Regions from separate parts of the Homo sapiens genome. Here region 2 is linked to region 1. A link is a contact called in ENCODE Hi-C or POLR2A ChIA-PET data. All regions are on one chromosome and are shown on one strand. Each heading gives the region's core, a stretch centred on a gene start or an enhancer-like site at or near the end of the contact. The rest is flanking DNA. Distances are from core to core; before and after follow the strand shown.

Region 1 (6,603 bases), core at 344-2,843:
AAAGACTGAGGGGAAAGTGATGATGTGGTCCCTCTGAAGAGGGTTTAGCTTTCAAGGGTATGGCAGGGGTGGGGTCGACAGCCAGAGGGGTGTGACTTTGAGAAGCCAACTCACCGGCAGGATCCAGCGAGATCCAGGCTCGGTGGCTGGAACAAAGAATGTTTTGAACCACACGGGGCTCTGGCATGTTTGTTGATCGACTTATCCAAGGCCTGGGCCAGCTGCTCTTGTTCCAGAAGATTTCATGGATTAACTCCCTGGGCTTTGGAAAATTGTGTCTTTTTTAAGAAAGGGAAGTTTTGAAAAGCAAATGCTCCTGGGCAGGCTGGGGGTGTGGGGAGTGTTGGCTGGAGTGGGAGGTCACATTCGCCCCATGGTGGGATGGCCAAGGGCTCCCAGCGAGGGAACAGTTGGACCTGTGGTGTCCTGGGGGGAGGGTTCCTCTGAGGGACCCTAATGGACAGAGGAGTGTGGACCCCTGAGCCTGGGAGCATCGTGGGCATTTAGACCAAACCACGGGAAGGGCTCCCCAATGCTGAAGGTTGCTAGGCGCTGGGGGAGGTTCCCCGGGAGACTGTGGCTAGAAACACCATCTGCCAAAGATGATTTAGTTCCGGAAGAGGCAAGGGATAGAACGAGATGGTCCTTTCTGTCCCAGTTAATCTTGGTGCTGTTCATTCCGGGCTGAGCATTCCCTTCCTGAAGTGGAATGGAAGACAGACTCGGCCTTGGGCAGACTCTGAGCATCTTGTGAAAGGGAGAGTCTTACCTCCTTGGCTTTGTCCCCACCCCCTGCCCAGGGTCGGATGTCTTGGGTGCTTGCCGGCTCTCTGCCCACTGTCCTGCCCTGGCAGCAGGTACCAGCAAGCCTGTGTGCCGTGTGGGTTACAGGGAGTAGCGGGCACATGATTAAATACTCATGCTTTGTCAAAACACTGACAGTTACAAAATGCCTCCGCGTCTACTCAGGGAAGGGTGAGCAATGAGGAAAATGACTTCAATATGCAAAAGACATTCCAAGGAGTCCGGGAGGGAATGCTCATTCTAGAGCCAGGAGGGAGTCATGGGAATTAGTTCTTGATTTATAGACCGGCTGAAAGAAATCACCTAGGTTAAACCTGCCTAAATTCTGCTATCTGTGTATGTGCTTAAGGGGATGGGCTCAATGAACTTTGAGACTGTCTCTTCTCTACTGATGGGAGTGACAGTGAAGTTCCTGATGAAGGAAGGTTTAGGGTGGAGGAATTCTGAGCCCCTGGGTTCTGGATTCAAAATCATACACAGCCCTCTAGATAACATAGATGTACAGTCGTACAGTCTTTGTGGAGAATTTGAAAAACGAGAATGGTGATTATCTACTTAGGACAGGTTTGGGTACAGCCACTCATGGAAGCCAGGAACCAGCTTCTAACCATGGAAGCTTTGTGTTTTCTGTATAAGCTGTCCTTGACTACGGACAAAGAATGGGTACCGAGTGTTCAGTTGGCATCATAATAGGAAACAGAATTCTACACAGATGGTTCAACGGAACAGAGTTTCTTGAGGGGCATATTTATGGAGGGGTAAGGAGACCAGCAAGGGATATTGAGGCACCCAGGGCTAAACTTAGAGGGAAGCTGTCATCACCCTAGGGCCTGAGGAGGAAGGGGAGAAAATACTGTTTGGGGGGCCTGGTGGGAGCTGTAGCTGGGAGGAGGACCATGAGGGAGAAACCATAGTCATGGAAGGATGTTGTCACTGCCAGGACCAAGACACCAAGGTAGGGGGACATGGAAAGAAAACACCCTGCCTTCTCTGTCCTCCCATCTCCACTCTCTTATTGACACTGCTCATTGGCCAAACCAACCTGAAGCTGGAGGGCCAGGGAGCCGGGCACCTCAAGCAGTCCCCATGCACCAAGCTTCCAGGGCACGGGGTCAGGGAACAGAGGGTGGAAGGGGTCTAGGGGAGCCAGCAGGGAGCTGGAGCTCATTTGTAATATTTGTCTTGTTTAGCCAACTCTAGAAGGCTCGTCCTGAGAAGGCGAGCTTCGAAAGCTATTACTGACTCTTAAAGTATTCCATCGTCAAGACTAGTGTGTTTACCTTGCAAACTACCTTGAGCCAGCTGTAATGAAATTCTGAAATGTCTCCCATACACCCTCCTTCTCTGTGAAATGTCAGCTTTTTGAGGGCAGGGCCTGATTCTTTTATGAGCAGTTGTCTTGAATCACTTCAACCCTCCACACCTGGAGTGCCTTACACTTTCCAGAATGCCGTACTCAGTGACCCCTCATGTCAATGTTTTGAGGCTTTTGAATTGGTCAAGGCAACCGTCTTGCTGAGTGGCCTGAGTTCTCCAGTGAGAGAACACGAGTAGTCTCTTTGAGTGGGGGCCACAGCACTCCAGACGTGGTGATGGAACCCTCTACGGTATAGAGAGCCCACGGCCATGCCACCCAGCCAGACAGGAACTCAGGAGGCCAGGATGGAGGAAGCAGGAGTGGAAGGTCATTGGACTCCCTTTCTGGTTTAAGCTTGGCCATGGGATGTCTTAAGTAGGGCTCGTGGTCCTCAAATGTCACCTCCATCCTGATGCCACAATGTCTGTATTGCCACTATTCCAATTCTTCTTTTGGGTGAAGTCTTACTCCACCTGCGGGGAGAGCACATGAAATCATTAGCAAGTGCTGGCACAGACAGCCATTCCCCTCTCTGGCCAGGCTGGAGGGGCTGGATGGTGGTGGGGGGTGTGGGTGAAGTAAGCATGAAAGGGGAGATGAAGGGTGTCTAGACACTCCCTTTGCCGAGGGCTGGTGGCCTGTTGCTTGCTCTCTAGGACAACGTGGATCTGTTTGGGGTAATGGCAGACACTTTTCTTTCGCATCCAGCTGTCTCTTCCTCTTCTGAGTCCCACAGGGTCCTGGGCCCGATAGGCTCTGTCACCTCCAGCCAGTATTGGGTAGCCACCTGCCACTACTCAGGCCGGGTTGGAAGGGCCTGTGAGGGGTGGGGTGTGGGATCCAGTTCATGGCTTCCAGGGCCAATTTGGGTGAAATTCAGTTGTTCTTCGACTCCTGTGTTTCTACTTCCCAGTTTCATTCTAAATGGAAAACATTTCTGTAGGTTTAAGTCCAAGGTGCAGCCCCAGAGCGGGTATTTTCCCTTTTGAGAAGTGGAGGCTACCCTGAGCCTTGGGAAAAGTACTCAGAGAGAATCTCCCCCATGAGGCAGTGTAGCTTAAGGAGTTAGGTATTCTGAGTACCTCCAAAGGCTGTTCGCTCTTTCCATTCCAGCTCAGACTGCCTGAGTTCAAGTCCTGGTGTTGCCACTTACTAGCTGGGTATAAGTTGTTTAACATTTTAGTTCCTCGATACCCTAATCTATAAAATGGGGATGAAAATAGTGTCTATGGTAGGGAATTAGTATGAAGATTAAACAGTTTAAATTGTGTCAAGGCCAGGCATGGTGGCTCACTCTTGTAATGCCAGCATTTAGGGAGGCCGAGGCAGGAGAATTGCTTGAGCCCAGGAGTTTGACACCAGCCTGGGAAACATAGTGAACCCCATCTCTACAAAAAAAAAAATTAGCAGAGCATGGTGGTGCATGCCTGTAGTCCCAGCTACTTGGGAGGCTAAGGCAGGAGGATTGCCTGGGCCCAGGAGTTTGAGGCTGCAGTGAGCTGTGATCACACCACTGTACTCCAGCCTGGGTGAGAGAGTGAGACTGTCTAAAAAAAAATGTTTAAGTGTGTCAAGTGCAGAAAACAGTGCTTAATGCATGCCATGTGCCATGCAAATGTTTGCTCTTATTTATTTCAAGAAGCATACTCTTCTGGGCAGAGCATCCTCCTAGGACTCTGGAGAGATGGAGCATCCGCAAGGCCACCAACGGGACTAGTATCCCCCAGTGTTCCCCAAGCATCTCTTCCATCGAGCTATTGCCTTGCTCACAACCCCTCAGTGAGTTGCTTGTCTGGAGATGCAGGCCAAATCAATCCTGTCTACAATCTGCTGTCTGGCTGTGCCCATTCCTGGCCACAAACCCTCTGCTTCACCAGGAAAATCTGTTTATGGGCCCCATTCTCCTACTTGTTTTCACCTCTGCCTTACCCTGCCTGAAAAGCTCTCCTTCCTCACCTTTCCCTCCAAAGCCTATCCATTCTTCGATTCCAGCTCCAGTTCTGCCCTGAAGGCTTGTCCATGCCTGTGGATCACCATCCTCTGCCTCCTGCCTCCTCCTGCTTCCCCGGCTGGTGTCTGCCTCGTATCATCAGTCACCTCCTCCCAAGCAGCCTATTGCTTTCTCTACTGATGCCTTGAGCCGGAAGCCAGACAGCAGATATTCCAAAACTGAAAACCTGTGGATTTGCCTGTAAATTTGCTATAATTTCTTAAGAACACAAGAAAGGCTGAACTTCCTGGAAGTTATTCCTAGGGCCAGCATCATGGGAGTTTGACGGTTGGCTGTGTAGAGCAGTCACTCCAAGGCAGTTGATTTGCTTTGTTGTTCTTCTCACCCCATCAGTATTATAATGTGGAGCTTCCTCTGCATTGTGCCGTGAGATGACAGCAAAAGGGCTGTGGCCACTGCCTGGGACTTGATCCTTCGCTGAAACAGGGACACTTTCTATGACTAGTGCTACGTTACATTTATCCGTTCTATTGGACACATGTTCGTAGGCCCAGGATCAGAATAAAATAGCTCCACAGCTAGAAGAAATCAGTTTATAGGCAAACAAGACTCTGATGTTGGCCCTTAAAAAGAAACTGCTCATATTACATATTACAGTTTAATTTTGTCCGCGTTAGAAGGTCCCAGTGATATCTTTGCTTCTTGACTGTAGTCTAGTGTTTAAAGGTTATTTGCCCAGGTGACTTTTTTATCTTTTCCAATCTAAATACAGTTGTCCCTTGGTATCCACAGGTGATTGGTTCCAGGACTCCCCAACCCCTTGGATACCAAAATCCTTAGGTACTCAAGTCCCTTGCATAAAATGCATAGTGTTTTCATATAACCTATGCACATCCTCTTGTGTACCTTAAATCATCTCCAGGTTACTTATACTACCTAATACGGTGTAAGTGCTATATAAATAGTTCTTATGATGTACTGTTTTCATTTACTGGTATGATTTTTATTGTCATATTATTTTTATTAAAAATTTTCTTTTCAAATATTTTCTATCTGTGGCTGGTTGAATCACCAAGAATGCAAAGGGCCAACTGTATCAACAGCTCAAAGTGGAGAGCCCAGGGCCCAGGCACGGATCATTAGGGGAAGTACAGGGCTGGCAGAGAAGAAACTGGACTCCCAGAGCCGGCTCTTTCTGTGGGCTGGGAGCTCCTCCAGGCTGCTGGGTTAGGACCAGCAGGACGGCCAGAACCATGGAGACATGCTGCTGGTTTTGGAGATGGGGAGAGGCATGTGACCTTTTCTGGGAATCAAATCAGAGTGAAACCAGAAGAAGAATCTAGACTTCTTGGGGTAACTTGGCAAACAAAGCTCAGATAGACGGAGGGGTGTTCAAGGAACTTTGCACGATTTCCTATGGGCTAAGAGAAGACGCTTGCAAATCTGAAAGGGCAACATAGGGAAAGTTCCTACAGGGAAGGGAGACGGTCAACCCCCTCTCCCTGACCCCGGGCTTGGTTAGGGGGCAGAGAACGGGAGGGGGTCAAGGAGGCTGTCTGTTTCCCTCAGTGCAAATGCCTGGACAGCACGTGTGTGCAGGCTGTGCCCCTGACCTGATGAGCACCTGATGGGTGGCTGTTGACCGACTGTCCATGCAAGGGGTGTGGGCTGTGCTTGGCAGCCTCCAGCAGGCAGGGCTTGTTCACCTGCGTCCTGTCCAGCACGCGGCAGGAGCTATCCTGGCCTCAGTGTTAAAAGGTGGCCCTGGGTCGAAGGAGTGGCATAAGGTCCCACTTGGGTGCTTGATAATGATCTAGAGCCTCGTGCCCTTATCTTCACGGCCTCCTCGTTTATGGCAGCAAGTCCTCGTCCTGTGGGCCCCATTTCTAAGCTGGACGTCCAGCAGTTCCCTCAGAAAGTGCTGTGGGGCCCAGGCGTCCTCTCAGAGGATATGAGCACTCCCGAGTCGTTCTCACTGCGTGTGTTCATTTCACTCACTGCCTGCTTCCTTCGTTCAGCTCCAAGTACCTGCTGATGTTTCTGAGCTAGGAGGGCTTCCTTCAGGTAATAGGGGAAGCATGATCTGGAAAAGGGAAGGTTTCCTTTTGCCCCATGGAGAGACGTCCTGAGACACTTCATCAACCAGGAAGGCTCCCAGGCAGCCACTGGGTTGCAGTGAAAGTTTTCAGCCGCTGGTGACTGCTCTGGTGAGACTTGTGAGAGAGAACAGTGACGGTGAGCACAGCAGCCCCTCAGAAAGCAAACCAGGGAGTGGCTTCCCGACGTGCACGGTTTCTAATTCACACGGTCCCTGCATAAGCTAGGCATTCCTGTATCCTGTTTTCACATGAGGAAACTGAGGCCCCTGGAACTCACGTAGTTTGCCCAAGGCCATCTAACTAGGAGGCCGTAATTAGTGAAGCTGGGATTTACACCTAGGGCTGTCTGATTCCGAAGCTGGGCTCTTTCCACGGTATGGTCTGAGGGTGCA
Region 2 (6,967 bases), core at 4,164-6,663, 110 kb after region 1:
TTGTTTGTTTATTTGGGTCCTTCCTTCCTTCCTTCCTTCCTTCCTTCCTTCCTTCCTCTCTCTCTTTCCTTCTTTTTTTCTTTCCTTTTCTTTTCTTTCCTTTCTTTGCCAATAGGCCACCGTAGTCAGTTTCATGTGTCTTCCTGGTCAATCCCATGTTTACTGCACAAATTTAGGTTTCTTTTTTGTGGTCGCATTTAGGAAACTACCTAGAGAATAGTGAGAAACCACAGGAGGGAAGGAGAACAGCGAGAAAAATACTGTTTTCTTTTTGTTGTTTACTCATAAATGTCACAGAAATATTTCAGTTCCTTTTTGGTTTTGATAAGTGCTTTTTTAAACCAAGTCCTAAATCAAGGGCCTCTCTTGGCAATGTCCCTTTGACAGAACCGAGGGAGGGTGGCAGGGCAGGGAGGCACAAGCTGCAGAGGCACTTGTACTGTACAATTTTCTGGGTCCTGACTGATAAATTATTGTGCATCTTGTGCGTGCTCTGACATGCAGTACAATTTGTCCATGTAACGGTGATGATAGGCTGTCCCGGGCTAATAATCATGAACCCTTTATTTAGCTCCTTCAGCCTTTTAGAGAAATCTTAAGTAACCGTTCATATCCCTTTATCGGTTTTCTCTTCCACATTTTAGCATAAGTGGAAAAAGCTTTTAACCCTGAGAATTTTACTCACCCTGGGGCTGGGGACAAGGAAGAAGGCACGTTGTTAAAAGTGTACAGGAATTGGAGGATCTTGACGCTCCCGATAGAACAGCTTTTTCTTGGTCTGCCTCCTAGGAGTGTGAGGCTGTCTGGGTGGTAGAGATTGTCCAGTCCATCTCTCATTTTACTGGTGAGGAAGGGATGCAAGCCCTGAGACGTAAGTAACTGGCCCATGGTCACATGGCACAGTCATCTGGAAGTGACATTGAGCTTCCTTCACCCATTACAGAGAGCCTGCCATGATGCGGGACATAATAATATAAATAAAGACATGGCCGGGCGCGGTGGCTCACGCCTGTAATCCCAGCACTTTGGGAGGCCGAGGCGGGCGGATCACGAGGTCAGGAGATCGAGACCATCCCGGCTAAAACGGTGAAACCCCGTCTCTACTAAAAATACAAAAAATTAGCCGGGCGTAGTGGCGGGCGCCTGTAGTCCCAGCTACTTGGGAGGCTGAGGCAGGAGAATGGCGTGAACCCGGGAGGCGGAGCTTGCAGTGAGCCGAGATCCCGCCACTGCACTCCAGCCTGGGCGACAGAGCGAGACTCCGTCTCAAAAAAAAAAAAAAGACATAATATTACCAGCTCTCCTTTGGCACAGGTCCCCTGGTTCCCATCCCCACCCACGTGATGGTCAAGTCAGCTTAAGCACGTGTTCAACACTCTGCCCAAGTGGCTGGGTGTCCCTTGTATCCTTTTCTGTGTCCAAGTTATTGATGGTAGATTGTGTTCTCTGGAAGACAGATGTCGTCCTGGTGTGAATTGTTTCCTGTAGCATCTGTGTAGTCTAACCCTAACTTGCATGGTGCTTGCATGGCTATTTTTGGACTTGGCTTTGCAAGCTTTAACACGTGACGCTGCCTGTTTCTTTACAGGCACAATCTTGCAATTGAGGTGACTAAAAAGCAGTACCTGGACAATGGTATTAGGATTCAAATATAGCTTCTAAAAGATTGGAACGATAGCAAGAGGGCATGCAGGCATTCCATCTGTGTGTTTAGGTGGTAGCAAGGAGCATTCAGTTGCTCTCTGTCTGCAGCTGATGTTTTTCACCCCTCTGGGAGCCCGGTACTGACCTCTTCTGATAAACTGGGCTCTTAATAGGTTGGTTAGATTCCCAGTGTTCCCCCATCCCTCTTTCATCACATACACAAGGGGTTTGTCCAAGTGAGTATCACAAAGGTTGTTCTTGGCTTAAGGCTGGCACGAAAGGGCTCTGCCAGTGAGCAATGTTAGAATTAAAGACACAATAATACTAATTAACTTCCCCATGCCTGTGATCTCTGCATTTATTATTTGTGTAGAGATAAAGCCTTAAATAACATGACTGGCCTCTTTGGGGGCCCTGCTTGGGAGTGGGTGGGGGGCAATGTCCTCATTACAGCACGTAAGATGGATGGTGTCCTAAGGCAGAGGCACATCACCAAGGATCACCTACGGAAGGTGCAACCTCCTTCCCAGCTGGCCCGTGTGCTTTTTCCCAGCAGCACGTGGGATGGGGAGGGGGACTGAGGTGTGTGAAAGAAGAGAAGCAATTTCCAGGGATGTGGCCCTTTGCAAGGTCTCCACGTCCATGGCCATCTGCCTTCCAGGACCTGCTGTGAACTGTGCAGCAGACACACTCAAGCTGGCTGCCTGTGGTTGTGGGAAGTCCCTCACTCCTCTGTCCTCAGTTTTGTCATCTCTGAATGGAGGAAGGGAGGTTAGATCAGGCTTCCAAGAGTCCTTGAAGTTCCTGAAATTATATATAAAATGTGAATGTGTGTCAGGCATTTGTCAGGAGCTAAAAGGCCATTGCCTGTGATTCTCAGAGGTCCCTGAACCAAAGGCTAAGGGCCACCAAGTGAGATGCTCCCCAAGGATCCATCTTCCTCTTCCCGATTATGATTTTAGAACTTCCAAACCTAACGTGTGTTGTCAGCTCAGACAAACTCAGCATTCAGGTTGTAGAGACAGATGATGGATACTCGGTCAGAAATGCCCTATAAATTAGCTGCTTTAAAAGTATTGACCAAGTAGCCTTCCAGGAAAGTTCCCCAGATATGGTGGTTCTGGTGTTCCCACCTCATCTGCAACAGCCCTGGGAAGCCTGGCTCCTTGCCTCCAGGTTTTCCTCGATGTAAGGCCCTCCACCCCAGGACACTGTAGCAATCCTGGGGCTAACCCTGAAGACCATTTCCACTATTGGGCAGCCTTGGTGGTTTCCTTGTCGTAGAGAACTAACCCAGTTTCCCCAGACTGGCTACCTTCTCATCATCTCACCATCTCTAGCTTTCACTCAGATAGAATGATCTCAGAGCAATCGGCAGCATTTCTCATTTGGAATTTTACTAACAAATTAATAATAATGACTTTGACTATGGGGATGCTTAAGAAAATCTCCCAGTCCTTGGAGGTATCCTGGGAGAAGATAGAAACAACTCTGAGAATCAGAACATCTGGGAGGATTCTGCAGATGGATCCCAGGGACAGCCCAACAATCAGAGGGCCCTCCTTCAAAGCAAGTGCTGCCTCCAGCCTGGGGCAGACCCATCCCTCTCTGTGTCATTTGTTTTCCCAAACATTCCCTTCTTAAACTGGGGTTCATGAAGTCTATAGATGGAATTCCAGAGGGTTTATGAACTTGGAGAATAACTGGATCTTTATTATCACAGGCTTCTAGCCGAAATTTCTCACGGTATTCCTTCGCAAGTATAGACAACACACCACAATAGCATTAGCAGTTTCTGTTACTTTGTCCACCATTAGAAACCATGGATATTTTCTTATCACGTTAAGATGGTTGCAAATATCTCAAAAATATTGTTTGCTTTCAATACTACTTCAAAATTCTGGTAATCCACTAGATTTTGTTATTTAACATATTATCAAAGAAGCATGCATATTTGTGTATTACAAAATTGTCTTTAAATATTTTTGATATCTATATTTCAACATAACTGGCTTTATTTGCAATCCTTTATTTCCATTTAAGAACATTATTCTGAGAAGGACCTACAGCCATCATGAGAACCACCAAAGGCAGCCACAGCACAAGAAGCTTACAGACTTCTCTAAATTGGCAATTCACATTTCAATCCTGTGCTGCTTGTGTCTGAATCATATCATAGGGGGAGCTCTGAGCTTATGTGAACATCGAGGCTGTGAGAGACAGAAAGGAGAGATGTAGGAGCCAACCTTGTGTGTGCTGAGATTCGAAACCAGTCATATATCCCATAAGCAAATGTTCCTGAACTGGCAAATCCCAGAATGTATTTTGCCCTGGGCACCCTTTACCTCCTCATTAAATAAGAAAATAACCCATGAGTATTTGAAAGGAACTTGCATCGATGTGGAACTGACTGACTTAGAATAGAGCTCATCCGAGATCTTGAGATGGGCTTATTGACACAACCGCCTTTCAGCTGTTCTTGAGAGTCCCACAGGATGGGGAAAGCCTTGGTATTAGTCACTGGGATCAGAGCTGGGAAGCTGCTTAGCTCTGGGCTCAGCAGGCTGGACCAAGGCCACTTGTAGGTAAGAGAGGCAGTGTTCCCTAATGCACTCTAGATCAGCTGGAACTAGTTTGTAATCCTGGATTCAAGTCCCAGCACTATCATTAATGAACTGTGTGATCCAGGCAAGTGGTTTATCAGCCTTCTCTTCCATAAAATGGGGTGCTGTGCTGTGTAGGTGTGCCTGGCTTGTAAGCACTAAACGAGTGTAGCTATTACTATGATCATATGCAAGCAGCACCTGTAGCATTTGGAAGGCTCAGGAAAAGAAGGGTGGGTGGGAGCAAAGGCAAACAAGAGCAGTGGAGACTAAAGCGGGTTGTCTCGTGGCGATGCTTAACCTAGGGGCCTGGAATTTCCCCCTTTGCCTGGTCTTACTGTCATTGGAATAATCGTAACCACTCCTGGGTGGTAAGAGATCAGCAACATAGCTGTAGTTCGTTGGGTGGCAGGAATGTGCCCTTTGTCCTTGGTTTCTAAGTAATGATGTCTTCATGTCCGGTTGAGCGAGGGGTCAGCTTCAACCCTACGATAAACCAGTGGAGTTATAAATGGAAAGCCTGAATTCCCAGACAGAGGAGGCGATCCAATGAGACAGCAGAGTAAGTAGGGAATTTTCACTGCCTCGTCTGCAATGATAATGTGAATAGCAATAATAATCATCCTAAGAAAGGATTTTGTCTCAGAGCCAAGGCAAGGAAAAGAGCCTTTTCCCATGCCTTGCTGGGGAGAGCTGAACACTCAAACCACGTCAAAATAGAAGGAACCAAAAATACAGTGAAGTACCCTTTGCCCCAGTGAGAAGCCAGTGCAAGACAACGCCCTGCAGAATGGGCCAGAGGGCAGAAGAAGAGGCCAGGGCCCAGTCCTGAATTTGTCTGTTGGTTCTCACTTCCTCCTTTAATCATTTCAGAAGAGCTGTTAATGAGCAGGAAATCTAATTGATTAGCATTTCATCCTGGCTTCCCTTTCTGCCAAAGGTGCTAATGAGCAGGGAAATCACAGATCCTCCGGGTGCAAGGTACTTGAGAGGTTGTGAATGCATTTGCCACCCCTACATGGAGAACCTCATCTGAACCTCAGCAAACTGATAAGGACCACTCTGATTTTTAAAACCCTCCAGACAAGCTGCCTTCCTTCTGTGGATCACACACCACCCAGGTTAGCAGCAGTGCCACCAGAAACACTGTTGCACTCAAGTTTTCTCGCAGGTGACTCATCTGCATGCTCCTTGGCGGAGAATCGCGGGTTACTGTACTGTCTTTGTGTAAGAGTTCTTCATATTCTCGAAGATGTTTGTTACATCTTGTTTCTACTGTCTTTCCTCCAGGTTACACATTGTGCGTCTTTCACCCTTTCTGTGCAAGTTGTTCTTTCTGACCCTAATCACCTTATGTTGTTGGATCTTACTCCAAGTTCATCTACTTTGGTCGTGGATTCGGAACTGAGCCTAGAGTCCATGAAGGACTCTAGCAAGAATGAGCACAATTAGAGGTCTCCTGGCACCCTGTTGTTGTCTCCTTTTTTTCTTTCTAACAAAAGCCCATGGTCAGTCTCTCCAGTTCATGACTCTTTTTCAACCCCAGCCTCCCTTTCTCCGTTTGTGTACATGCCCTATTTTTCTTTTCCTGGTAGACAACCCTGCACTTTTCCTTCTCTGAGCAGCAACAGTGAAAGGGAAGGGAGGTGGAGGGAGAGTAAGCCACATGGGCAACCTGCAACCTGGGTCTCCAGCCTCTTGCAGTCTTGGTCCTCACCGTGGCATAGTATAGTACCAGTAGAGGCACTGCAGGGACAGATGAACTCCATAGCAAGGCATTGCAAGAGGCCTTTGGAGAAATTCCTTTGCAATTTGAGCAAAGCCCACTCCTTGGCTTAGCAAATCTTTTTACTTTTTGGTCTGCTAGAATTTACTGCATGCGTAGTTATCCAGAAGGTACGTCTCTGTCCCATTCGGCTTTATTAGACGCCATCTGGAAAGGGGCTGGGAGTGGTCAGCCTCAGGGAGGGGAGCCAACTGACCGTGAAAGGAGGGAGATGAGAGCGAAGTAAGCATAGTGCTCGCTCCCCAAGGATTGAAACTGCCTGCCCCGAGCTGAAGACTTACAAAGACGTAGTCCAGATTCCCAGAGAAAATGAGGCTTTATACCCATAACAAGTTGTAATTTGAGTCACCGGGGAAGTTAAGAAAGTGAAAACATGAGCAAATGCCAGTGTGATGGAATCAGAGTCTCCATGCTGGAAGAGACTTCAGAGGGATCTGCTTGAGCTCCCTGGCTTTATAGACAGGAAGACCGGCCCCCTCAGATGCACACAGCCAGGTACTGCACGGCCGGGCCAGAGGCTTTTCTGATGCCTGCCTCCCTCTCCCGGCAACGGAACCTCATCACCTAGTTCTGATAGGAAAAAAAAAAAATGAGGTGATCAGAAAACAACTTCCTCAACTTTCTCAGTCTCCACCAGCAACTAAAATTGTTCCTGTATCCCCCTCACCTTATCCACTTAGCACCCCTACACCCAAGGGCAGCTAGGACCCGCTGCTGTCTCTCCATGACCTCCCTCCCTCTGTAGCCTTAGGTAGGCCCCTGGCAGCTTTTGCCTGGAAATTTGCAACAGTCTCTTGACGGGTCCCCCTGCCTCCCTCCATTCTTAGTTCACCTGTCACTCTGTGGCTGCCTCACCCATCTAAGAAGCAAACCTGGTAAAATTGCTTCTGTTTAAAAGTCTTGAAATCCTGCAATGGCCTCAGTGGCCCCTAGG

The links. A loop is a pair of places that touch in the nucleus more often than their neighbours do. ChIA-PET counts read pairs that join two places held with the same protein, here RNA polymerase II (POLR2A). Pooled maps may share reads with other maps.
Region 2: a map of CD14-positive monocyte shows a loop between it and region 1 (2.3-fold over the local background). The contact joins the enhancer-like site here to the promoter of CACNA1C-IT3 in region 1. A Hi-C loop is called at or near these places in 3 of 168 maps with a recorded cell type or tissue (CD14-positive monocyte, ascending aorta and prostate gland) and 3 of 50 pooled maps. POLR2A ChIA-PET finds 5 or more read pairs at or near these places in 3 of 52 experiments (BJ, MCF 10A and activated T-cell).

The regions. Positions count from the first base shown.
Region 1 is chr12:2,268,183-2,274,785 of GRCh38, forward strand. CACNA1C-IT3 (CACNA1C intronic transcript 3) reads left to right here and starts at 1,594. Exons shown (of 3, transcript NR_046769.1): 1 at 1,594-1,759. The region is part of intron 3 of CACNA1C (calcium voltage-gated channel subunit alpha1 C); the gene reads left to right. RefSeq lists a silencer at 2,222-2,420 and enhancers at 5,315-5,910, 5,911-6,504.
Region 2 is chr12:2,378,763-2,385,729 of GRCh38, forward strand. All of the region lies in intron 3 of CACNA1C (calcium voltage-gated channel subunit alpha1 C), which reads left to right. Among named protein-coding and RNA genes, the nearest start is that of CACNA1C-IT3, 110 kb to the left of the region's middle. Within about 2 kb of position 5,414, at least 8 of the 41 ENCODE cell types and tissues checked have a DNase peak (open chromatin) inside an H3K27ac peak, as active enhancers do; they include ascending aorta, where a contact is called at or near this core.